Linked DNA regions of Mus musculus: region 2 is linked to region 1. A link is a loop called in an ENCODE intact Hi-C map of the cell type or tissue named here. Cell type or tissue: left cerebral cortex. All regions are shown on one strand. Each heading gives the region's core, and the rest is flanking DNA. Links, peaks and the distances in the headings are about the cores only.

Evidence for each region. A loop is a pair of places that touch in the nucleus more often than their neighbours do. Peaks named below come from ENCODE experiments on the same cell type or tissue, not always from the same donor. Only the 100,000 strongest peaks of a DNase experiment are listed, where the experiment ranks them.
Region 2: it touches region 1 in a loop (7-fold over the local background); 10 of 42 quality-filtered maps call a loop at or near these places.

What each region holds. Positions count from the first base shown.
Region 1 is chr11:62,598,064-62,609,945 of GRCm38, forward strand. It overlaps Trpv2 (transient receptor potential cation channel, subfamily V, member 2), which reads left to right. Exons shown (of 15, transcript NM_001382489.1): 14 at 171-250; 15 at 2,046-2,240. The coding sequence ends at 2,134. It overlaps Lrrc75a (leucine rich repeat containing 75A), which reads right to left. Exons shown (of 4, transcript NM_198861.1): 3 at 11,140-11,252; 4 at 6,821-8,183. The coding sequence ends at 7,652. 2410006H16Rik (RIKEN cDNA 2410006H16 gene) reads left to right here and starts at 4,814. Exons shown (of 5, transcript NR_030738.1): 1 at 4,814-4,960; 2 at 5,172-5,219; 3 at 5,534-5,583; 4 at 6,340-6,403; 5 at 6,592-6,743. Snord49b (small nucleolar RNA, C/D box 49B) reads left to right here and starts at 5,023; the gene lies at 5,023-5,085. It also overlaps Snord49a and Snord65. In left cerebral cortex, for the core only: CTCF peaks have their summits at 4,795 and 5,764 (motif pointing right); DNase peaks (open chromatin) are centred at 4,707, 5,414, 5,704, 8,705 and 1 more place; H3K4me3 peaks cover 2,923 bases; H3K27ac peaks cover 2,242 bases.
Region 2 is chr11:62,544,313-62,556,194 of GRCm38, forward strand. Ubb (ubiquitin B) reads left to right here and starts at 6,859. Exons shown (of 2, transcript NM_011664.4): 1 at 6,859-7,283; 2 at 7,828-8,901. The coding sequence starts at 7,834. The coding sequence ends at 8,751. In left cerebral cortex, for the core only: no CTCF peak of the experiment used is centred there; DNase peaks (open chromatin) are centred at 5,587, 5,741, 6,195, 6,789 and 1 more place; H3K4me3 peaks cover 4,602 bases; H3K27ac peaks cover 2,709 bases.

The sequences.
Region 1 (11,882 bases), core at 2,228-10,227:
GAAGGGCAGGAAAAAAACAAAAACAAAAACTCATCTTCCTTATTATCTATACAGTCCCCTGGGCAGATGGAGGTGTCCCTTCCCCCTCCGCTCCCACCCCCACCCCAGGGAAAGCCTGCTGGGCTGTTGCCAGCTTCCCTGAACTTCAGAGCTGATTCTGTCACCCACAGGGTGGAGGAAGTAAACTGGGCTGCATGGGAGAAGACCCTTCCCACCTTATCTGAGGATCCATCAGGGGCAGGCATCACTGGTGAGTGCCCTTGGGGGCTGCAGCCCTTACCATGGTTCGTGTGAGCATGTGCTGTGTGTGTGTGTGTGTGGGGGGGGGTCTGCTGGCAAAACAGCCTTCGAAAGGCCTGCTGGGACTCAGAGCCAGGTGGTGTGATTTGCTTTGCAGCTGTGCCCACACCTGCTCCTCCTGTGGGGACTGACTGGTCCTCTCTATCCCAAGCCTGCCCTGCTGGCCTTTCTAGGGAAGGGTCCTTAGCCCTTATTTGCTTCTGCCTCACTCTGGCCTCCTTGCCGACTTCTCCCCTGCCCTGGTTATCAGTTGGACCCTGTGCATAGGTCTGGGCTGGATCTGGATTTGGGTTCCCAGCAAGGGAACAAGTTAGAAAGCATGTTCCTGAACTTTTCAATCCTATCCTGGTCTACAGCACAGGTGGCATCTCTCTGGGCCACCTTTGACAGGCCAGCTTATCTGACTTAAGCCCCACCCCCTTAAGTCTCAGTTGAAGCCACTTCCTGTAAATCTCTGTAGCATTTGGCTGGTCTGTTCTAGCCCTATAACAGCCTTCCTGTCTCTACCTTGTTGCCTCCACCAAAGCCAACTCCTCTCTCCCACCCCAGGCATGCTCTCTGACGCTTCCGTGCAATTCTCAATATTCCCGTCTCTTTCTTGACAAATGTCTCTTGTCATAAACCCCATCCGAGTTGCCTATGATCTGCTACCAGGAGGCTCTCCCAGCATCTTGCTACCCCAAGCCTGATGGTTGCCTGCTTCTTCCTATCCTCACATCAAGGCTTTCTTTCTACCTTTGCTATCCCTTCACAAAACGCCAGGATAGCGAGTCATTTGGGTGCTCATCTGGTCCAGGTGTTTTTTTTTTTTTTTTTGGTTTTTCGAGACAGGGTTTCTCTGTATAGCCCTGGCTGTCCTGGAACTCATTTTGTAGACCAGGCTGACCACAAACTCAGAAATCCACCTGCCTCTGCCTCCCAAGTGCTGGGATTAAAGGCGTGCGCCACCACGCCCGGCGATCCAGGTGTTCCATACCCAAATCCCAGTCTTTCTATGAGCTAGCCACACTGGCTTGATTGGAAACAATCCCAGCAGGTAGTGTGCATGTAACTCTAACCTTCACACCTAGACGTGGGCCCTCTGCCCACTCCTCCTATCTGATGCTGACCCTTGGCCTCTCAGGCATCTGCTTACCCTTGCACCTCTGTGCCCACAAGGTGTCTCAGCATCTACCCCAACCTTCAGACAGAATTTTCTGCTTCAGGCCTGTACCACTCCCTTCTGGATAATGTCGCCAAGGTCTTCACAGGCCTTATGCTACACAGCTCCAGAAGGGCCATAATCTTCGCTATCCCCATGCTGTTGTCAAGGTTCTTCCTCAAGAGTTCTGTCATCACAACAGCCATTCCCTCTGCAGTACTCTTTGTTCTTTATGTGTCTCTGAGCTCTCATCTTCCCGGGGTGTCCATCCATATCCACCCCCAACCCCAAAGGAGGGTCACCTCTCTCCTTTGAGCTTCCTGACTTGTTTTCCCTGCTCCTCAGTGTGCCTCAGAGGCTCTGGTTTCTGACAGAGCCTGTCAAATCTGTGGACCTTTGAGTTTCTGTGGGGAGACCCCTGAGTGGTCCATGGAGGGGTCAGGGGATTCTGGGAGGAGGGATGCAGGGAGGTGAGGTTCCAGGATTTGCTGTTATACCCACAACATGGTGGGCTCTCAAGGCTGTGGCCCTCCTGTTTCCCTGTCACCTCCTTCCAGGGGATGCATGGAGGGCAAAGTCACAGTGATCCTTGTTCTATTTACAGGTTATAAAAAGAACCCAACCTCTAAACCTGGGAAGAACAGTGCCTCAGAGGAAGACCATCTGCCTCTTCAGGTCCTCCAGTCCCACTGACGGTCCAGATGCGGCAGCAGCAGGCTGGCAGGGTAGAGTAGGGAATTTTGCCAGCCACACCCGAGGCTACTGAATTTTGGTGGAAATATAAATATTTTTTGCATAACCAAGTCTTCTAGAAGTATTATTTTAAAAAGTTACTGGGCCGGGCGTGGTGGCGCATGCCTTTAATCCCAGCACTTGGGAGGCAGAGGCAGGTGGATTTCTGAGTTCGAGGCCAGCCTGGTCTACAAAGTGAGCTCCAGGACAGCCAGAGCTATAAAGAGAAACCCTGTCTCGAAAAACCAAAAAAAAAAAAAAAAAAAAAAAAAAATTACTGGAACGTTGCCTCTGGTCGTACTTGCATGTGTCTCTAAGAGCCAACCTGGGTCAGGGGCTAGTCTGCTCAGAAACCCTCACCAGCCACACCTCATTCTACTCCTGTCCTCTTCCACAAGACAAATGAAGCCACTGTCCCACCTCTAGGATCACGGTCTCCTTCTGGAAGCTCTGGATCGTTGCTCTCACTCACCTGGGCTTCAGCTTCCCACTTCTCTTTACCACTCTTTGCAGGAAAGCCAGAGGACCTTCTTGACATAAGACAAGCAAGCCCACCTCTGAACTCTTTGGGTCTGAGAGCAGTATCCTCGGCCTTGTGCTCTTTTTTTGTTTTTTTGCCCATGAGTTCCAGACCCACCCAACCCTGTACTCCTTTTGTTTTCAGGGGAGTTTGATGAAAAGTCCTTAGTACTTTTTCTTAATTATTCACAAAGCCTGAAGGGCTTCATATTTGGCTCTTTGACTTGGCGTTTGCTAGATGTTTCTGCAACTTGAAACTCCCAGAAGGGGGAGGGCAAGGGAGAGCTGCACCTCTGTTAAAGATTCAAGGCCAAATGACTCAAGATTGAAATTAGTGTTCAAACCAGAGCTAAATTATTTTGGACTATTTTTGGTCCCTTTGAAGCCATCCATATCCCTTGCCCCCGAGTTAACATCCTTGTGACTATGAAAACCTTATATTACTATTCTTGACAGGCCACTAATTTCCACACATTCAAAAGCTAAAAACATCATTGGGCAGCACCTGAAACCTACAACAGAGTCCTCATCTTTACTGTAACTTGCCAATTGAGGTCCCCACCAAATGACTTTCCTTGTTCTGTAACAAGTTAGGCAATGGTGGTGGCACATGCCTGTAATCCCAGCACTCGAGAGGCAGAGGCAGGCAGATCTCCAGGTTCAAGATCAGCCTAGTCTACAGAGCAAGTTCCAGGACCGCCAGTGCTACACAGAAAACAGCACCTGTCTCGAAAACGGCACCAAACCAAAACCAACCAACCAACCAAGCAAACAAAAACCCAAGACACTTCCAATATAGAACATGGTATTTGGGGACCCATGAATCTTGTGTTCCTGGCCATGGTCAAGCATATTTGGCTCCAAGGGAAATTATCTTATTCCCTTTAAGAATGTTTTGGCCTGGACTTCCCTCCCTCCATCAAAATTCTGTTTATTCCTCAGACCACCAAGATTGCAGTCTCATGACCACCTGTCTAGTTCTGTCAAAATGAGTTGCCTCCTCAGCCTATTTGCATAAGAAGTGCATGCAAGCACTTATGTGTGTGTTGCTGGGTAGAACCCAGCATATCATATATACTAGCTCAACAGATTTTGCACTGAGGTGTTTTGAGACAGGATTTCATTCCGTAGGCCAGGCTGGTCTTGAACTCACAAGAACCCTACTCTAGTCTTCAGGTTCACATATCCCAGGCTGACCTCATAGCTGAAGATGACCTTGAACTTCTGATTCTGCTGCCTCCACATACCCAGAGCTTGGGAGTTTGTCACAATGTCCAGTTTATGAGGTGCTGGGGATGGAGCTCAGAACTTCATGTTTGCTAGGGAAACACTGCATCCCCAACCCTTGAGAAAATCAAACATACTCATATACTGAAGGCATAGCATTAGCAGTTTTCTATTACCTATGCCCGATGCAAGTCTCTCCAGTCAGAAGTGGAAAGAGCAGGGGGCAATGGAAATGGATCAAGAGCTCTTCTTGATTCTACAGTTCTCTAAGGAATGTGATGAGGGCCGTCTGCATAGGGCCTTGAGAGACTCCGTGGATATGTTGTAAAAATAATGGGGTGCAGAACGGCCCCAATCATTACACTTTTGTAACAGCGTTTGTCTTTGAACGCGGTTTCGTGTGTGTTAGCGTAGATGAGCCAGGCTCTCCACCACCCAGTTAGATTATATAGGCCCGCTTTTTTTTTTTTTTTTTTAAATTTAAAATAGAGACAGGGGCTCATTAAATTGCCCAGGCTGGACTCGAATTCTTGCGTCGGGTTCCTAATCGATTACGATTACAGGCCTGCACTGTCAGGTCTGACTACACATTTCACACACTACACACGTTCACAAAGGACTAATAAGTCAGGGAAGACAACGAGGACGGAAAACCGCGGAAAGGATGTCGAGTCCGCGCTTAACCCAACACGCAGGCGCGCTGGAGCTCGCGCGCTCTTCGCTACCCAGAATCCCCCGGGGCGGGGGAGACCACTCGCTCAACAGAACGGGGGAGGCCTGGGTCGCGAGGCGGGCCGCTGGAAGTTCCCGTGAGCCTTTGCCGCCCTCACCTCCCTGGGGTGAGGAGTGGTCTATTCCTAGCCCTTAAGAGGAGGGCGCTCACGCGCCGTCTTTCTCTGCGGCCATCATGGGATCGTGCTCTTCTCGCTCGTTGAGCTGGTCCCTTCGCCGTGGCCTGCTGGTGACGGTCTGGAGCGATGCTGAGCCCGGGCCCAGCCTCTCAGCTCCGCCTTGTGCGCTGCACAGATCTAGGGGAGCCTGGTAAGTCGAGGTCTGCATCGCGGGGCGCCGCGCGTGGGCGGGGTGTCGGCTGCAATGATGATGAAACTAGAAAAAAAAGGAAGTGCCGTCCGATGCGACAACTGACGACATCCCTAGTTAGCTGACTGCAGTCGTTTAAGCCTCGGCGACCCAGTGCTGAACACAAGTGTTCTAATTGCCCCTCATGACTCTTACTCTTCTAACCTTTCAGACGGGACGTTGACAACGTGGAATAGGAGCAGTATCATCCCACCATGAGGTAAGGGTTTCTGGAGTATCAGGTGGGGTTCATAGACAAGAGGCTGTGTAGCTTTCGCTCCAGGGACTCCCAACATACCCTGGCCCATGTGGGCACATACATAAATTTAAGACGTGTCTCCATTTAGTGGCTGGAACTACTAGTTGGAGGACAGCAGAAAGCTTGACTGCTGTGATGAGATGACTAAGTAGGAAGTGCCGTCAGAGTCGATAACTGACGATAACTGCTCCTGGCTGACTGCAGTCAAGCCCACACCGGTGGCTGGGGTTTAGGTTTAACTTGGGCTGGACTTTTAACAACTGCTGTACTTCTAGGTTGGGGATTTAAGAGTGGAAGATTGCCAACAGCTGTGGCCTCCCATGAGGTAAGCTTTCAGCTTGGGATTTTAGACCGTTTTGATTTGAGCTAGAGTGTTCATGTATGAGCATCAGTTTTGCCTGTACTCAATACTGGTTGTAGCTGATGGGGGTGGTTAAGTAAGGCAACAGTGCACAGCTCTTACTGTAGAGCCATTTTTTTTTTAAGATTTATCATATCTAAGTACGCTGTAGCTGTTTTCAGATGCACCAGAAGAGGGCATCAGATCTCATTACGGATGGTTGTGAGCCACCATGTGGTTGCTGGGATTTGAACTCCGGACCTTCCGAAGAGCAGTCGGTGCTCTTAACCACAGAGCCATCTCCAGCCCCCTATAGAGCCATTTTTGTGTGTGTTTGCTGTCTTGATGCTAGAAAAAAATGGCACCGGACTTAGGTGGTTGTGAGCCACAATTAGTGCTGGCAGTCAAACCTGGTCTTCTAAGAACTTAGACCTTCTAGTCCATTAACTTGGGTCTTAAAATTTTCAGTTAATGTGGTCTTACAATTGAACCCAGTTGGGCTGGTTTGGCTAGTTGTAAATGTATTTTAGTAATTTGAAAAATACTTCCCTTTTAGGTCTAGGATGTGTTAAGAACTGTAGCTTTCTTGAGAAGAGGCAGGCAGAGTTCAGGCCAGCCTCGTCTACAGTAGTGAGCCAGGGCTACAAAGAAATCCAAAAGAGAAAAGCCAGGGTGGGAGGGCAGCCATTGATTTTGCAAGGCTGTTATATATAATGTCCTGTTTTCTGCAATCCATTTTAGGGTGTCCCCTTTCAAGTTCTCAGAACGGACGCAGGACTGCAGATCTGTGCTGGCAGCAGCAGAGGTGAGTTGGTCTGTACAGTGACTATCTGTTATTACTCTGAGAGATATCAAATGATGATATCACCTAAAATAGCTGGAATTACCGGCAGATTGGTAGTGGTGAGCCTATGGTTTTCTGAAGATATCATTAAATGTTCTAAATGCCATTGATCCAGGCAGGAGTGATTCTGAAATTCAGCTCTTTTGCAGGCTATATTCCCAGAGGAGTCTCCAGCCGGCCTGAAAGCAAATATCCTAAGTGACATGTCTGCCAATTTTGTTCTGGGTGGGCACATTTGGTAATCCTGTCTGTACCACAGGATCTTCTATGCCTTTTAAAAATAAACATTTGTTTATAAACCAGATTGCCAGTGTTTTGGATGAATTAAGTTGTGTGTACAGCTAACCATCAAAGCACTCTAATAAAGCACAGTCCGTATTGGTCCTTGAAAACATGTATTAGAGTAGAGTGTCAGGTGTTAGGCAGTCCAGCTTCAGCACTGTAAACTTCTGGGCAGTCTCAGCTGTTTGCACAGCTGGACTTGGGCAAAGATTCCAAAGCATTTAAGGCACCCACACTCAATCCCTGTTCTTGGCTGCAGTGCCATGCAAAGACGCCATCTTGTTTGCTTACCTGGCCTGTAAGGCTGTTCTTCCCCATAACCCCATGAGTTCAGACTTTGACCACTTAATTCAGAACAGTTCTCTTGGGCTTGAGTTGGGGACTAGGAGTGTTTAAGGGTGTTAGGAACACCCAGTTTTCCCTCTTTGCTAAGTAGGACTGGTTCTAGAGGTGAGTTTTTGAAAAGCCAATACAGGGACTAGATTATGGGAGGACCTGGTAGAAAAAGTTGTGCTGGTTGGTGGATAAGGGAGCTAGGCCCTATATAGATAAGATTGCCTAAAAGGTCTGCAGCTTAAACTGGATTTTCCACACTTGGTATTCTGAAACTTACTGCCTTTAAGAAGGCCTTGGGAAGTAGGCAGATGCTCCTAGAGTCTTAGAGTAGGTGCCTGTGCCTAAATTGTAAGTGGGCCCAATAAAGAACTTCTGGTCCAGATGCACTGGTCTAGGAGGACAGCTGAATGGAAACATCCGAGCCCCTTGAGCAAGTACTGGGAGTCGGGTTTGAGGACAAACTGGTTAGTACTCTGATCTCATCCTAGTGAGAGTTGGGTAGGGCTGGCCAGACCATCTCCTGATCAGAGGGACCCTGACCTGTCTTGGCTGTCCAGAAAGGACTCACTGGTTAGGACCCCTATTGTGATGTCATGTCTGAATCACACACTCTGTACTTTCCTGGCCCCTGGCAGGTGTCACAGGACTCCCTATAGGGTCCTGCTGATCGGTACCTTCCCTGGCTTCTTCCCCAGTACCTGGCCCCTCACCCAGCTCAAGGATGGTTGGTAGGTGGCCCTGTTTTGGAGAGCGCTTCCGGAGGCTGAGCAGAAAGGGCTGGGGTAGTGAGAAGATGTCCACATTGTTGCCCAGGTCAATCCATGTGACATTGGGGAATTTGCTGGGGTCCTTCAGGGTGTCAGTGAGGTCCCTCAGCAGAGCCCGGGTCAGTCGGTTGCCATTGAGGGCAAGTGTGGTAAGACGAGGCAGGGTACTGAGAGCTGGCAGTAGCTGCAGAACCATGTCATCTGTGAGGCCTGTGAAGCCCAGCTCCACGCTGTCCACCTGTTCTCCACAGCGCTGAAGGTAGCTGGTCACTCGCTCGAGGTCCCTTGAAGTCAGTGGAATGCCTGACAGATCCACCATGTTGTCTGGAGGATTCCCAGATAGGAGGGCCTTAAGGCTGAAAGAAAAGGAACCAGCAGGTTAAGCAAGCCAGGCAGGTCTTTACTGGAGGCAGTAGTGGTTATCACCATGGAGAGATGGGGGGGGGGGGTCCTGTTTGGTTGTGAATCCCCAGTGTCTGCTTCAAGCTGAGCAGAGTAGGCAGAGCGTGGTCTTGGAGGCTGCCATTCCAGTGACTCTTCAAGCCTATGTTTTTATATGATGCCTGCAGTTCCCTCTTAACTCCTTTGTTTTCTACCCTGTACTCTACCTAGTTAATTACAGTCTGTGCTTCACTTGCCTAAAAAAAATATGGACCTACCAACATCATAGGGTTATGAGGAACACTAAACAAAGTTGTTCAACAATGCCACCTATAGGAAATGCTGTCATTGTTAATCACTTGGCCTGAGCTACATCTGTCTTGCCTCCAAGAGTTGAAGACAGCAGGTTGGTGAGAGGGCTTCTGGAGCAACAGCTGCTGGAGGATCGATGCTCTCAGCTTCTCCCTCTCCCTGCCATCTGCTGCCCCTGGCCTTGTTCTGGAGCCCAGACCACTCGGCCTGGTGGTAGGTGTGCCCCCAACCTACCACACCCATTGGTGAGCTACTGGTTCCAAGCAAGCCCCGTGTCTCTTACACTGAGGACAGTTCGACTTGCTGCAAGAGTGTGTTTACACTGTCAGCTCAAAAGTCACAGGCAGCTCCCCTTGGGCCCTCTTGAAGCTGGGAGATGAATTCATTTTGTTCCTTGGAAACTGAAGGGTAAAACTCAAACGCGAGATTCAACTGCCTCGAATCCTGCCTGCAATTCGTTGGTTGTGACATTACTGTTGGGTTCTACGTCTATGTCATTAACAAAGTCAACCCAGCATCCTGAAGATGGCTGACAATTGACAGCCTAGAGGCAGGTAGGTAAGGATTTGAATCTATCTCTGCAGCTTACCAGCTTCAAGGTCTTAGCCAGTCAAATGGCAAAAATGTTTGTCCCCATTCACTCTTAAGTGTTTGTTACATCCCTGCTATGTGCCAATGACCTAGGCACTGGCATCGCAATGATGAACAAGTGGATAGGAACCCTGTTTTCCTTCTATCAGGAAGGCCCTGACTGCAAGCGTGAGGAGAAGCTGTCCGAGAGGAATGAACAGGTTCATTCATACAGTTCCCAAATGCAGAATGGACTGAGCCTGTGTGTGTGCACCGGCAGACCAGAGACCTAGCTAGCCACGGTGGCTCACACCTGCAATTCTAGCACTTGGAAAGAAGCAGAGGCAGGGGCATTGTGATGTTAAAGCTAGCATGGCCTACATAGACTTTAAAAAAAAACCTCAAAAAGCAGGGCATGGTGGCGCATGCCTATGATTCCAGCACTGGGCAGGCAGAGGCCGAGAGAGGCAGGCAGAGGCTGAGAGAGGCAGGCAGATCTCTTAGGAATTCGAGGCCTGTCTATTTTGCATAGTGAGTTACAGGCCAGGCAAGGCTATACAACAAAGATCTTGTCTCACAAATAAAATACAAAACCAAACAAAAAACAAAGCTCTGAGTAGTGGCACATATCTTTAATTCTAGCTCTTGGAAGGCAGATGGATCTCTTAGTTCAAGGCCAGCCTGCTCTACATAATGAGTTCAAGAACAGCCAGTGCTACATAGAGAGACTGTCTCCCTCCCGCCCCCAAACAACAAAACAACAAAAACTAAAGCAGCAAAAAAACGGAGACAGTGCAGGGGTAGGGAGAACTGGAGAGGTGGCACAGCAGTTAAGAACACATACTGTTCTTGCAGAGAGTCTGAGTTTGGTTCCGAACACCCTTGTCAGGCAGCTCACAACAGGTCCAGGGGGCTATGATACCTCTGGATCAGTGCAATCCTTTAATACAGTTCCTTATGTTGTGGTGACCCCCAACCATAAAATGACTTCATTTCTACTTCATAACTAATTTTGCTGCTGTTATGAATCATAATGTAAATATCTGATGTGCAGAATATCTGATATTAGACCCTCAAAGGGGTCCTGACTGCTGAGCTAGATAGACTCTGAGAGCACCTGCACTCACATGCATACATCATGACACAGACACCTATTTTTAAAATTTTATTATTTAATATGTATGAATATTTGCTGACACGTATGTTTGTGCACCGTGTGCCTGCTTATTGCTGGAGGAGGCCTGAATAGGGTTGGATCCCCAGAGTTACAGACAGTTGTGAGCTAGGTGGGTGCTAGGAATCTGAATCCCAGTCATTTGCAAGAGTAACCAGTACTCTAAACTGCTAAGCCATCTCTCCAGGCCCATGATGGTTAGTTTTAACAGTCAACCTGGAACAATCTAGAATTTCTCAGGAAGAGAGGCTCAATAATCGTCCAGATCAGATTGAGATCAGATTCGCTATGAGAAAATGGTCTTGATGACCGCGCTGTTTCCCCTTCAGCACGTCTGCCTCTCAGCCTGGGTTCACTTGCTTCCTACCAGGAGACTTATGTCTTATTGTGTCTCAAGCCCCTTGTCTTTAGGGACTAAAAAACTCAGGAGCGTCTTCACTGCTGTATGACTGAGACAAGGTTAGACTCTGGATCCCCTGGCAGGAAATACATCCCAGAGAACTTTCTGGAAGTGGGTTTTGATGGCCACACTTGAGACAATGTTCTTGCCTTAGCTTCCAAAGTACAGGATTACAGAGGTGCACCATCATGCCTGGCTTCCATCCCAGAGTACTAGGAACATCAAGAACTAGAAATGCCTCATGTCCCATCCCCACCTGTCCATCTAGGGGCCATACTTCCCAGCTCCCACCCTGGGTGTCCTTTCACGTACCTAGAATGACAAAGGTACTTTCTTGGTTCTTAAATTCAGCATGATTTTACCTCCTTTAAGCTGGATTTATTGACACGCCCTCTGGCCCATCCCTCAGCAGTGCCCCGGAAGAGTATCAGTCAACAGGGTTGGGGCAGGGCAGCCTAAGGGAACTGCCACTCACCAGGCCTGTGGCTTCCTCTTCAGCCCTCGGTGCCTCCTCCACTGTGAATGAGGGCTAAGGTGGTAGGTCAGCTGCCGGCACAGCTTCTCCATGGCACCCATTGCATCACCTTCCTGCAGAGACAACCACAGGCACGGGTCTGTGAGGTGTCCCTGGAGGGCTTGGAGGTGCCTTTATTCCCATTTCTGACTCCCTGGCTCTCTAATGCAGCACAAAACAGGCCTTCTCAGTTGCTCCCGGTGACGTGCCTTTGGCAGGAGCAGCAGATACAAGCTATCTGTGTGTGCATGCATGCCATCATGTGTGCTGGGAATTGAACCCAGTGCTTCAAACATGCTAAGCAAGTACTCTGCTATTGAGCTACTCTCTGAGCATCTGCCTTGTGAATTAGCTGCTACCACTGGAAAAGCTGACATTCATATAAAATGTCTGGATTGGTGGGGGGGCGGTCTGACCATGACTGGCCGGAATAGACCTGTTGAGCAGGACACTGTATGACCCCTACAACTCACAGAATCCAGAATCATTCTTTTTACTCACACAGCATATCTTTGAGTGCTTACTAAGAAGCAGGACCATGGTCATGAACAAAGGTTCTTGTATTTCACATAATAATAAAGTATATTATTTTTACTTAGGTCTTACACCAAAGTGCAAAAAAAGAAATCTGAGAAGGCCAAGTCTTTACCAGTGCAATCAGTCTACCTACACAATTTGTTTGCTTCATCAGCATTTAACTTTTT
Region 2 (11,882 bases), core at 2,238-10,237, 54 kb before region 1:
TGAGTTCACAGCCAGCCTTAGTCGACAGAGTTCCAGGACATTCAGGGGTACACAGAGAAACCTTGTCTCAAAATACAAAACAAACAAGCAAGCAAACAAAAAGTGTACTTTAAAAACAGGAAATAGAAAGTGATATTTCTGTTTTAAAATAGTTAAGTGCATAGAGATCAAAGTAGAGTAGTACTCCTGGATGTTAGATGAGGGCTGTGTTGAAAGCTATGTGGGGGCTGTGTGGGTGTTGTGTGAGGGCTGTGTGAAGGTTGTGGAGGGGCTGTGTGGGTGTTGTGTGAGGGTTATATGAGGGCTGTGTGAGGGCTATGTGAAGGTTGTGGGGGGGGCTGTGTGGGTGTTGTGTAAGGGCTGTGTAGGTGTTGTGTGAGGGTTATATGAGGGCTGTGTGGGGGCTGTGTAGGGGCTGTGTGGGTGTTGTGTGAGGGTTATATGAGGGCTGTGTGGGGGTTGTATAAGGGTTGTTTGTGGTTGTATGAGGGCTGTATGAGAGTTATGGGCATGGGAAAGGGTAGTTGGTGGTTCTGCAGACAGTTTCAGTGTTTAAGATGAAAAGTTCAGAAACCAGATACTGGGGATGATTATACAATGGTTCGAACATATTTAATAAAATAGATTTACATCTCAAATGTCTAAAAGAAAAAAAGTCCGCAGCCAGATGGCTCAGTGGGTGAGTGTGCTTGACACCAAGCTTGCTCTGAGTTTGATCTCTGGGACCCACATAGAAGGGGAAGAACTGAGCAACTCCCTCAAGCTGCCCCCTTTGTGGCACATACATGTAACTTTAATTTTTTTTAAGATTTATTTATTTTTTATATGTAAGTACACTGTAGCTGTCTTCAGACACTCCAGAAGAGGGCGTCAGATCTTGTTACAGATGGTTGTGAGCCACCATGTGGTTGCTGGGATTTGAACTCAGGACCTCCAGAAGAGCAGTCGGTGCTCTTAACCACTGAGCCATCTCTCCAGCCCCCCAACTTTAATTTTTTAAAAACCTATTTTTTTTTAAGATTTATTTATTTTTATTATATGTAAGTACACTGTAGCTGTCTTCAGACACTCCAGAAGAGGGCGTCAGATCTTGTTACAGATGGTTGTGAGCCACCATGTGGTTGCTGGGATTTGAACTTCGGACCTTCAGAAGAGCAGTTGGGTGCTCTTACCCACTGAGCCATCTCACCAGCCCTAAAAACCTATTTTTAATGATGGGTTTTAAACATTTTAACCTCTCTTGTAGCCCATCACCCACCAGAGGTAGTGGAAAAGAAAGGATACAGGGGGGAAGTGGACCTGTTTAGAAAGGTTCTTTGGAGCAACTCCTGTTTGTGTTGTCTGGAAATTGGCAGTTCAGTTCACAGGTTAGCAGCGGCAGCTCGATCCACTTGAAAACACTTCAAGAATATATCAGCAGTCCAGTTTGCTAGAGTCAGGATAGCAAGCATGAATCAGAAGGTGGCACTACCTATCAGAGACAGTTAGGTCCCAACTTCGGCTGGAATCAGTAGGAGGGACCAGGGAGGAACCCCAGGAGAAGTTCTCTCAGCTGTGCCTCTCAGGGAAGCAAAGATCAGCAGAAGACCCAAAAGTGTTGCACAGCTAGCTCTATAAGCAAGCCTAACTCAGCCTCCATCACTGTCTGCCCAATCTTATTTATATCCTCCAAACATTACATGGCCTCTGTGGGTCTAGCCTCAGCAAGTGTCTTGTATTAGTATGTCTACCTGTCTCAGCTGATATCACTCTGCCAATCAGCCCGAAACTGCAGCACACCATCAGAAGTTTTTTGATGTGTTTTCTCTTTATGGAATCCCGACAAATGCAGCTCAATACATGGGTGTTGTTAGCAAAGAATCCTTCATCAGGTATCCTTTCACGACCTTGCTTTAGCAGAACATCCTGTCACCTGTGTCTGCTTTAGCTAAACATGCCTTCACGAGTCTGCCTTAGTCGTTCACCTGTGTCCACTTCAGGAAAACACTCCTTTATGTGTTTGTCCCAGCAAAACACCGTCCAACTGACTTTCCAAAGAACCCCCATGTTTCCACTTCACACACACACACACACACACACACACACACAAATAAATGTAATTTTAAAATTTTCCACACACACACACACACACACACACACAAATAAATGTAATTTTAAAATTTTCCACACACACACACACACACACACACACACACAAATAAATGTAATTTTAAAATTTTCCACACACACACACACACACACACACACAAATAAATGTAATTTTAAAATTTTCCACACACACACACACACACACACACACACACAAATAAATGTAATTTTAAAATTTTCCAAAAAATAAAAAGGAAGGAAAAACGGAAGCATGAAGTTGAACTCCTGTAATCCCAGTAAGGGGAGGCTGAGGCAAGACTGTGAGCTCAGGTCTGTGTGCCTACCTGGACAACAGAGTGAAACTACTTCGTGAAAACAATATGCTTGGAATGGTCATTTTTATGTATACTGTTTTTTGTTTTTGTTTTTTAATTTTTTTAAAGATTTATTTACTTATTATATGCAAGTACACTGTAGCTGTCTTCAGACACCCCAGAAGAGGGAGTCAGATCTCGTTACAGATGGTTGTGAGCCACCATGTGGTTGCTGGGATTTGAACTCCGAACCTTTGGAAGAGCAGTCGGGTGCTCTTACCCACTGAGCCATCTCACCAGCCCTGTATACTGTATCTTACCACAACTGAAAGAAAAAGTGTTTACCTTAAAATTTTATGTGTTTGTCTATACACATACGTGTGGGTGCTTGCAGAAGCTAGAAGAGGGTGACAGATTCCCTAGAACTGGTATAAGCCACCCGTGTAAGTGTTAGGAACTGAATTGAATTCTAGTTCTCTGTGAAAGAAGCAAGAGCTCCTAACATTCTTGGGCCTTGGTGGTGGAAGATGAATCTCTATGAGGTCAAGGCCAGGATAGTCTACATATTGAGTTCTAGGCTAGCCAGGGCTATATAGTGAGACCTCAAAACAAAAACAAAAACAAACAAACAATCCCCCCCCCCGATATTATGGAATTTTGTTCTATGTTCATTTCGGTACTCAATATAAACAATTTTTACCTTTTAAATTTTTCGAGACACTCTGCTGCATCCCAGTCTGCTGCATCCCAGTCTGCCCTTAGACTCACTAGGTAGCCAGACTGACCTGCAGTTTCCGACCCTCTGTCCTATGTGGCTGAGGATGGTCTCAGCACAGTTTATATGCTGAGGATTCTTTGGGGCCTACCAGGCAAGCACTGTACCAACTGAGTTACATCTTTAGACATTCTTTTGTTTGTTTATTTTTTGAGACAGGGGCATGTTTTGTAGTTTTAGGGTAGCCTAGAATTCACTATGTTGTTTAGGCTGCCCTCAAACTCTTAGCAACCCTTCTGCCCCAGCTCTGCAGGTGCTGGGATTCACAGGCATGAGTGCCTGACTATACATCTTTTAAAATTTCTGACTTATAATAAATTCTGTCTCCTAACTATGTTAAACAAATAGCTACATAGACCAGTGCACACAGGTGCCCACACAGAGGGAGGGTACTACCTGATATGGGGTGCAGGGAACCAAACTGAAGTCCTCTGCAAGAGTAGTAAGGGCCCAATTCCTGAGACATCTCTCTTGCCCCTTAATATTATATTTTAAATATCACCACAGACCTGAAAAGTTACAGTCAGAGCCTGGGCCCTGGCAGCCCTAATTAGTTAGGCGTGACCACCGGTCTTCAATAGGCCAATCAGACAAGTAATAATGAAAAAGAGAAAAGGGAGATTTACCCAATGTGGTGCCACTGGAACGAGGAACAAATAAAGACATACAGTGCCTTCCCCTCAAGTCTATCTTCAAAGAGCCAACATGAGGTTTAGATTTAAATAAAGGGGCTGTAGACACAGCTCAACTGTTAAGAGCATTTGACGCTCTTGCAGTGAACCTGAGTTTGGTTCCCAGCACCCTCATCAGGCAGCTGCTCATAACCACCTATAACTACAGGTTTAGGGGTAACTACAGTTCCAGGGTAACTACAGCTTCAGGGGTATCCAACACCCTCTTCTGGCCACTGCAGACACCTGTGTCCACATGCATGTATGCACACAGAGACACATAATTAAAAATGAGAAAATGGGCTGGTGAGATGGCTCAGCAGGTAAGGGCACTGACTGCTCTTCCAAAGGCCCTGGGTTCAAATCCCAGCAACCACATGGTGGCTCACAACCACCCATAATGAGATCTGACGCCCTCTTTTGGTGTGTCTGAAGTCAGCTACAGTGAATTTATGTATAATAATAAATAATTTTTTTAAATGAGAAAATATTTAAGTATAAGACAGTTGGTTATGTGCATAACTAAGCAGTTGTGATGGAAGTGTGGCCTCCACAGTCCTCACTGTCAGGACTCCAGTTTCTCCTTCAATGTGGTCTGACAAGTTGTCAGACCCGGGTGAAATCTCTACCTGAGAGAGAAATTCCTATAAGGCAAGATCCAGGATTTTAAGCCTTTTTCTTCTCTTAGTGTGAGATTCCTCAGTAAATTCTAATTCCTTGGGGTCTACTGTGTGAGAGGCCTGATAGCCCTAATGGAAGGACATACGTGTCTCAGAATACAAGTGTCTCTTTCCTGCCAGTACAGTTATGGTGGTACACACCTGCAATTCCAGCACTTAGGAGGCAGAGGCAGGAAGATCATGAGTGTGAGGTCATCCTGGGCTATATAATTGAGTTCAAGGCCAGCCTGATCTACATGAGACCCTATTTCAATAAATAAGTCTTTTCCTTTTCCTTCCTTTCTTCCTTATTTTTGTGTTTGAGGCAGGATGTATTCCTGGCTATCCTCGAGCTCAGAGATCCCCTTCCTCTGCCTCCCTAGTTCTGGATTAAAGGCATGTGTCACTGTGTCACTGCTGTCCAGTCAATACATATTTCTCACACGCATTTAGTTTCCACACTCTGGAGGCAGGAGGCAGAGGCAGGGGGGATCTCTGAGATGGGAGGCCAGCCTGGTCTACAGAGCAATACACATACACACACACACAGGTGTATTCATGTGTTTTAGGGCCTAAAGATGACACAATTTTTTTTTCTATTGTGAACAAAAATGGAAAACAGTTCCTTTTTAATTGGAGAAACATTGTTGAACTAACTCAATAAACTTCTAATCTCAAAATTTATACTGTCTTTTTTTTTTTTTAAATCTGTTTATAGAGGGCTGGAGCAGTTAAGAGCACTAGCTGCTCGATTCCCAAGCAGCCACACAAGTACTCAGCAGTCTGTATAGTTCTAGGGTATCTGGTACCCTCCTGAGCTCCTCAGGTACCAGATACACAGGTACTATATAGACATACATACAAGGAAAACACTCAGATATAAAATACTTTTTAAAAAAATCTGTTTACATCATGCTGGGCACGATGGTCCGTGTCTTTAATTCCAACACTCGGAAGACAGAACCAAGAGAATCTCTTGTGAGCTCTTGATTTACATAGTCATCCCAGGCCAACCAGGGCTACAGAGTGATGGCCAGTCTCCAAGGGGTGGGGCTAGGGGTGAACACAGCACAAGCAACAAAAACTATGCTACGGAAAAAAAAATCTATCTTGTCCAGATGCCATTCTTTTGAAATATTATTACTGGGTTGAAGTCACCAAACGATCTACTTTGAAAACAAAACAAACTAGGAAGCAATAACCCGTCTGGCAATTGCTGGAACTTACCCCAATGAAGTCATCGCATCAATCATAAGATCAGCACTCTGGCTGAGTCTGTGCCTCAAAATGTCTGACTCAGACATACTCTGCTTGTTGAAACAAGGTCCGACTCATGCTTCCTAATAAAAATAAAATACTATGCAAAGGAGACATTTTCTGAATTTCAATTCACTTCAAATAAAATTCTACCTGCTCTTTATTCTAGAAAGCAGACTTTGGGCTGGGGAATCAAACTGGAGCTTTTGGTTCATGCTAGGCAAACCAGCTATGTTCCTAACGTTTCCTTCAGTAATATGGTAATAACTCGTAAACCTTTACAGAGTGAAGTTTAATCTGTTAGCGTAGCTAGACTTCTTACTGTACGGAAGCCGGTAGCCTATGCAAACAAAACTGTTTACATGGCCATCCTCGTGACTCCGCATGACAAAGCAATCCGAGCAGTTCTGCTCCTTCCTTGTTGATCTCGATGAGGGAAAAGCAACCACACCCAAAACCTCAGAACCTAGTCCTGAGGTTGAGGTTCTAGGATTAACGGGCCCCTTCCCTTCCTTTGCACAATAGACATCCCAATGGGAGAGGTGGGTGAACCCCGGGTACTGAGTCTAATAGGCATTTCTCCTCTTTCCTTCCTTTGTTTGTAGATTGCTGGGGAGGGAGAGAATCTGTAAGTCCGGCCGGGCTCTGGGCTGGGTCTCTGGCTAAATCCTCAGCTTCCAGCCCGGCAGCCACCCCACTCCCACCCACATCTGGGCCCGTGGGCGGCTAAGCCACAAGACAAAACAACTAAAAACACTGGCTACGGAAGCATCAATGCTCATACTGGAGGGGGCCTGGGCGAAGCTAGAGTCCAGCCAGGGGGAGCAGGGTGAGGTCGCAATTCACCCTGTGGCGTAAAGCCGCCGAGCGATGGGTGCGAGAGAACCACGGGGAACTCGGGACGCGGGGTTCCGGACGCGGGAAGAGAAGACGCCCCTCCCCCACCTCAAGCAGGAAACATCAGTATTTCGCTAAGGCGAGCGCCCGCACATGCGCACTCGGTTACTTAGCAACGTCGACGTTAAACTGCCCGAGAACCGAGCCCAGCAACAATCGAGCGGCCCGCGACCTCCACCAATCAGCGTCGGCCTCATCTTTGACTCCTCACCAATCAGCGCTGGCGCCGCAAGGAGGTTTCCAGAGCTTTCGAGGGAGGGCCCTTTAACTTGGATTCATCCGCGTGATGATTTTTTCAATTTTTTGCACGAGAGGAGACGAGACGCCGGGAATACAGTGTCTCTCGTTTGGTAGTACTCTTTTCTTTGGTTCTGAAGAATCGGGAGCTCGGCAAAAACGCCTAATTGGTCTGGGGGAGGTGGGGGCCCGCGGAACTACTTTCGGTGGCGCAGGAAGACAACAGCTACGTAGGAGTGAGCAGTCACGCAACAGACGCTGCATAAATAGCGGCTCGCGCGGCCACTGAGCTCAGTGACGAGAGGCTTTGTCCGGTTCGGCGGTCTTTCTGTGAGGGTGTTTCGACGCGCTGGGCGGTTTGTGCTTTCATCACATTTGTTAACAGGTATTTGTCTACGGCGTTTGAATCATGGGAGGATTTAGAGAGGGGGCTTACGTGGTGCTAAGCGGGCCTTTTTTTTCTTGGGGTGGGGGAGGGGAGCGAGGTGACGTGACGCGGCAACGGGCCTTCCGGGAAGAGTGGGCCTTGGTCGCGTGCGCGGAGCGGGGGCGGCCCTGGCGCGCGCGCCAGGGAGCTTAACGGACGCTTAACCGATGGAGAGTCCATCGTGGTTATTTCAGTGGGGGGAGGCAGAAAAGAGGTACTTCTCACTCGGGCATTGTTTATTACTTGAATTTTTATCGATGGCTTCTGGTCTGGATATTTTTTATTTTCAATTTATCATGTCTATTGTTAGCGAACTTGGATGCCCCGCAGTTGATGAATGTTCCAAATGCCAGTTTAGTGTTTTGGAAAGGTTTAGCAGTTTGAAACCATGACAAAACAGGTTTTATGTTATGACAAAAAGGGGAGGAGTTTTGAGTAGAAGTATTTTGTAGGGAATCGAAGATTTTAGTAGGCTTTTAAATTTTTACCTTTTAAATTCAAGGTCAAAATGCAGATCTTCGTGAAGACCCTGACCGGCAAGACCATCACCCTAGAGGTGGAGCCCAGTGACACCATCGAGAACGTGAAGGCCAAGATCCAGGATAAAGAGGGCATCCCCCCTGACCAGCAGAGGCTGATCTTTGCCGGCAAGCAGCTGGAAGATGGCCGCACCCTCTCTGATTACAACATCCAGAAGGAGTCAACCCTGCACCTGGTCCTTCGCCTGAGAGGTGGCATGCAGATCTTCGTGAAGACCCTGACCGGCAAGACCATCACCCTGGAGGTGGAGCCCAGTGACACCATCGAGAACGTGAAGGCCAAGATCCAGGATAAAGAGGGCATCCCCCCTGACCAGCAGAGGCTGATCTTTGCCGGCAAGCAGCTGGAAGATGGCCGCACCCTCTCTGATTACAACATCCAGAAAGAGTCAACCCTGCACCTGGTCCTCCGTCTGAGGGGTGGCATGCAGATCTTCGTGAAGACCCTGACTGGCAAGACCATCACCCTGGAGGTGGAGCCCAGTGACACCATCGAGAACGTGAAGGCCAAGATCCAGGATAAAGAGGGCATCCCCCCTGACCAGCAGAGGCTGATCTTTGCCGGCAAGCAGCTGGAAGATGGCCGCACCCTCTCTGATTACAACATCCAGAAGGAGTCAACCCTGCACCTGGTCCTTCGCCTGAGAGGTGGCATGCAGATCTTCGTGAAGACCCTGACCGGCAAGACCATCACCTTGGAGGTGGAGCCCAGTGACACCATCGAGAATGTGAAGGCCAAGATCCAGGATAAAGAGGGCATCCCCCCTGACCAGCAGAGGCTGATCTTTGCCGGCAAGCAGCTAGAAGATGGCCGCACTCTCTCTGATTACAACATCCAGAAAGAGTCGACCCTGCACCTGGTCCTCCGTCTGAGGGGTGGCTATTAATTATTCGGTCTGCATTCCCAGTGGGCAGTGATGGCATTACTCTGCACTCTAGCCACTTGCCCCAATTTAAGTTTAGAAATTACAAGTTTCAATAATAGCTGAACCTCTGTTAAAAAATGTTAATAAAGGTTTTGTTGCATGGTAAGCATATATGGTGTCACTTGTGAAATTCTGTGGTGGCTTGGGTGGTGGGGGCTCTTAACTGATTATTTTGGGCATGATTTAACTAAAGATTGGTCTTGACTAAAATATGCATCATTTACAGCTTATACTTGTATGACATCGCAATTTTGTTTAGTTAATGGCAAAGCCTTAATGTCAGTTTGCCACAGAAGGGGTGGGGCTTGCCATACAGCCTTTGTAACTTTGCTTATTTAAGTACTTTTTTAAATTGGTGGTTTGGGGGGTCTCTAGGTCACACTGATTTGCATATGATTGCTTGGGTAAGATACCAGCAGGTTGGATTTCTTAATGCTGGTTGTGATAATTCTTTAGGAAGAAAACCACCTACTTGGAGAAATGGTAAGTAATAGAAAAGAAAATTAAAAGCTATTACAGTGAACACCTGTCATTGGAAGGTTTGTGTCCCTTCAATCCCCAAAATTTTCAGCAGTATGGACCCTATGTGCCTCTGGTCTACAACTGAGACACATGATTTCCCAGCTTTAGCTATCATTTTGAAATGTGATTTAAAAGACATAGAGGTTCGCCAAGAACTGGAACTTGCCAGATTATTCAGTTGTAGTTAATGTCCTAAGGTTTTTTGGTTTTTTCGAGTTTCAGGGTTTCTCTGTGTAGCTCTGGCTGTCCTGGAACTCACTTTGCAGACCAGGCTGGCCTAGAACTCAGAAATTCACCTGACTCTGCCTCCTGAGTGCTGGGATTAAAGATGTGCGCCACCACGCCCGGCCTAAGATTTTTAAAATGCATTTGTAGCTGGTACTTTTTCATCTGGAGATACAGGTTTGTAGAGTAAAAGAAATTCCAGCATTCAATCCCAGGACTGCACTAAAAAAACAGGCCCTTAGTGTCAGCACTGGGGGGAAGCAGAAGCAGGACTACCCTAGTCTACATTGAATTCCATGGCAGTCTCCAGGAGAAATGGAAATGAGATTACAATCTCAATAATTGTTAAACGCTAGCCTGCTGTGTGAGCTCCTTTCTGTATATGAGTATGCATTTCAGCAGTAAACCAACTTGAATTTTAAAGGTGATGGGAGACCATCTATGTTCTCATTTACTGAGTGTAACATGCATACCGGGGATCAAACCCAAGTGGTGTAGTTTTAAGGCAAGCAGTATAATCTGTGCTGTCTCACCAGCCCTCTATTGGATCCTCCACCCCCTTGAATTTTGCTACGAATTTTGCCCCTTTTAATTAAGCCCAGACTAGTTGCTTTGAGTTTCTAACCCTACCTCTGCCTCTTCGCATAAACTGCCACTGCAAGTGGTTTGATGTATTTTGTTGAAGGAATCTATCCCTGGCTGGTGTGGTACACCATATTGTGCAGGCTAGCCTGAATGAAACTCAAAGATACCCACTTGGCCCCTACTTCCCAAATGTTAGGATTGTGTGCCATTTTGCCTAGGATTTTTTTTTTTTTTTTTTTTTGGAGATAGTCTATGTAGTCCTCGCTGTCCTGTGGTTAGTTACCAGGTTGCCCTGTGAACTCACCTGCATCTGCTTCCTGAGTGCTGATATTAAAGATCTGTGCCACCTTGATTTTGGAAGAAATACCTGTACAGCTTTGTGGGGAAATGTGTCTAGGACTTGCTATGAGATTAATGTAGAGAGAGCAGAGTTGATAAGATTTCTTGAAGCTGGGCATGGGTGGTACATACCTGTAACCCCCAGCACCCTGAAGGCTGAGGCAATATTGCTCCAGGCTAGGCTGGGCCATTTTGTAGCTAGGACCCACATGGTATCTTTTAATAAAAATACATGTATGAATAAACAATTTAAAAGCCTGGGAGCCATGGCTCTTTGGGGTTCTCTAACTGCTAGAAACAATGTTGGTTCCAGCCTTAGACTAGATGCTAAAGAATACATGGGCTCATCTTGGTGGTGCATGTCTTTAATCCTAGCACAGAAGCACATGCAGTAGAGCTCTGAGGCTAGCCCAGTCAAATAGTAAACTTTGGGCTAGTCAGAGATCCATAGTGAGACCTTGTCTCTAAAATTCAAACATGGGAGCTGTCTTAGTAGTAGCACATGCCTTTAATCCCAGTAATTGGGAGGCAAAGGCAGGTGTTATCTTTGTGAGTTTGAAGCCAACCTGATCTACAAAGTGAGGCCAAAGACAGCCAGGGCTTCATAGAGACCTTGTCTAAGGAAAAAAGGTGAGCAGGGGAAGGAGAAAAACTGGCATCAGTTCCCTTCATTGGCCCTTGAGTCATGGTGGTTAATATGGAGAACAACTTAAATGACACATCTACCTTGAAATTGTAGAGTTCACAGAACAAGCTGGTACCCTCAATCATAACCTCATGTTTCCCCTCTAAAGAATTCAATAACGGGGTTGTCTCCCCCTCTGTGTGTGTGTTTTGCTGAGGATCAAACAGTTCATGTAAGTCAAGCACAATATGACTTGAGCTATCCCCAGCCTTTTTAATTACTTGAGGCAGTCTCATATTGCCCAGGTTAATGTTCTGTGTAGCAAAGTATGACACCACACCATGGTTCAGGACTCCATAGTTGATTTGGTGTTTGAGGAGAAAGAGTGGGTTTGGGTTTGGTTTTTGAGATGGGGGCCTTATTCTGCATCCACCTCCCAACCGCTAGGATTACAAGAGCCTTTCACCACACACGACTCTGGACTCCTTGACATTTTTTGATTATTCTGTGAGTGTGTGCATGTGAAGGCCTTCCACTTCTACTGGGGACCAAATTCAGTCTTATGTGAATAAGCCAGCAGCCACCAACATGTACTCTAGCCTGAGCTTCCCACACACCAGCCTGAGGTATCTCCCTCAGAAGCTGGCCTGCTCCTTTATAGCCAATACTTTAGTACAGATTAATTTTTTTAATTGACTTAGATCAGCCTGACTCCTTGGCTTTTCCTGGAATCAGGCAACACAATTTATTGGAACAGTGTGTATAGCTCCTATCCCCACAGTAGCCAAGACCTTGA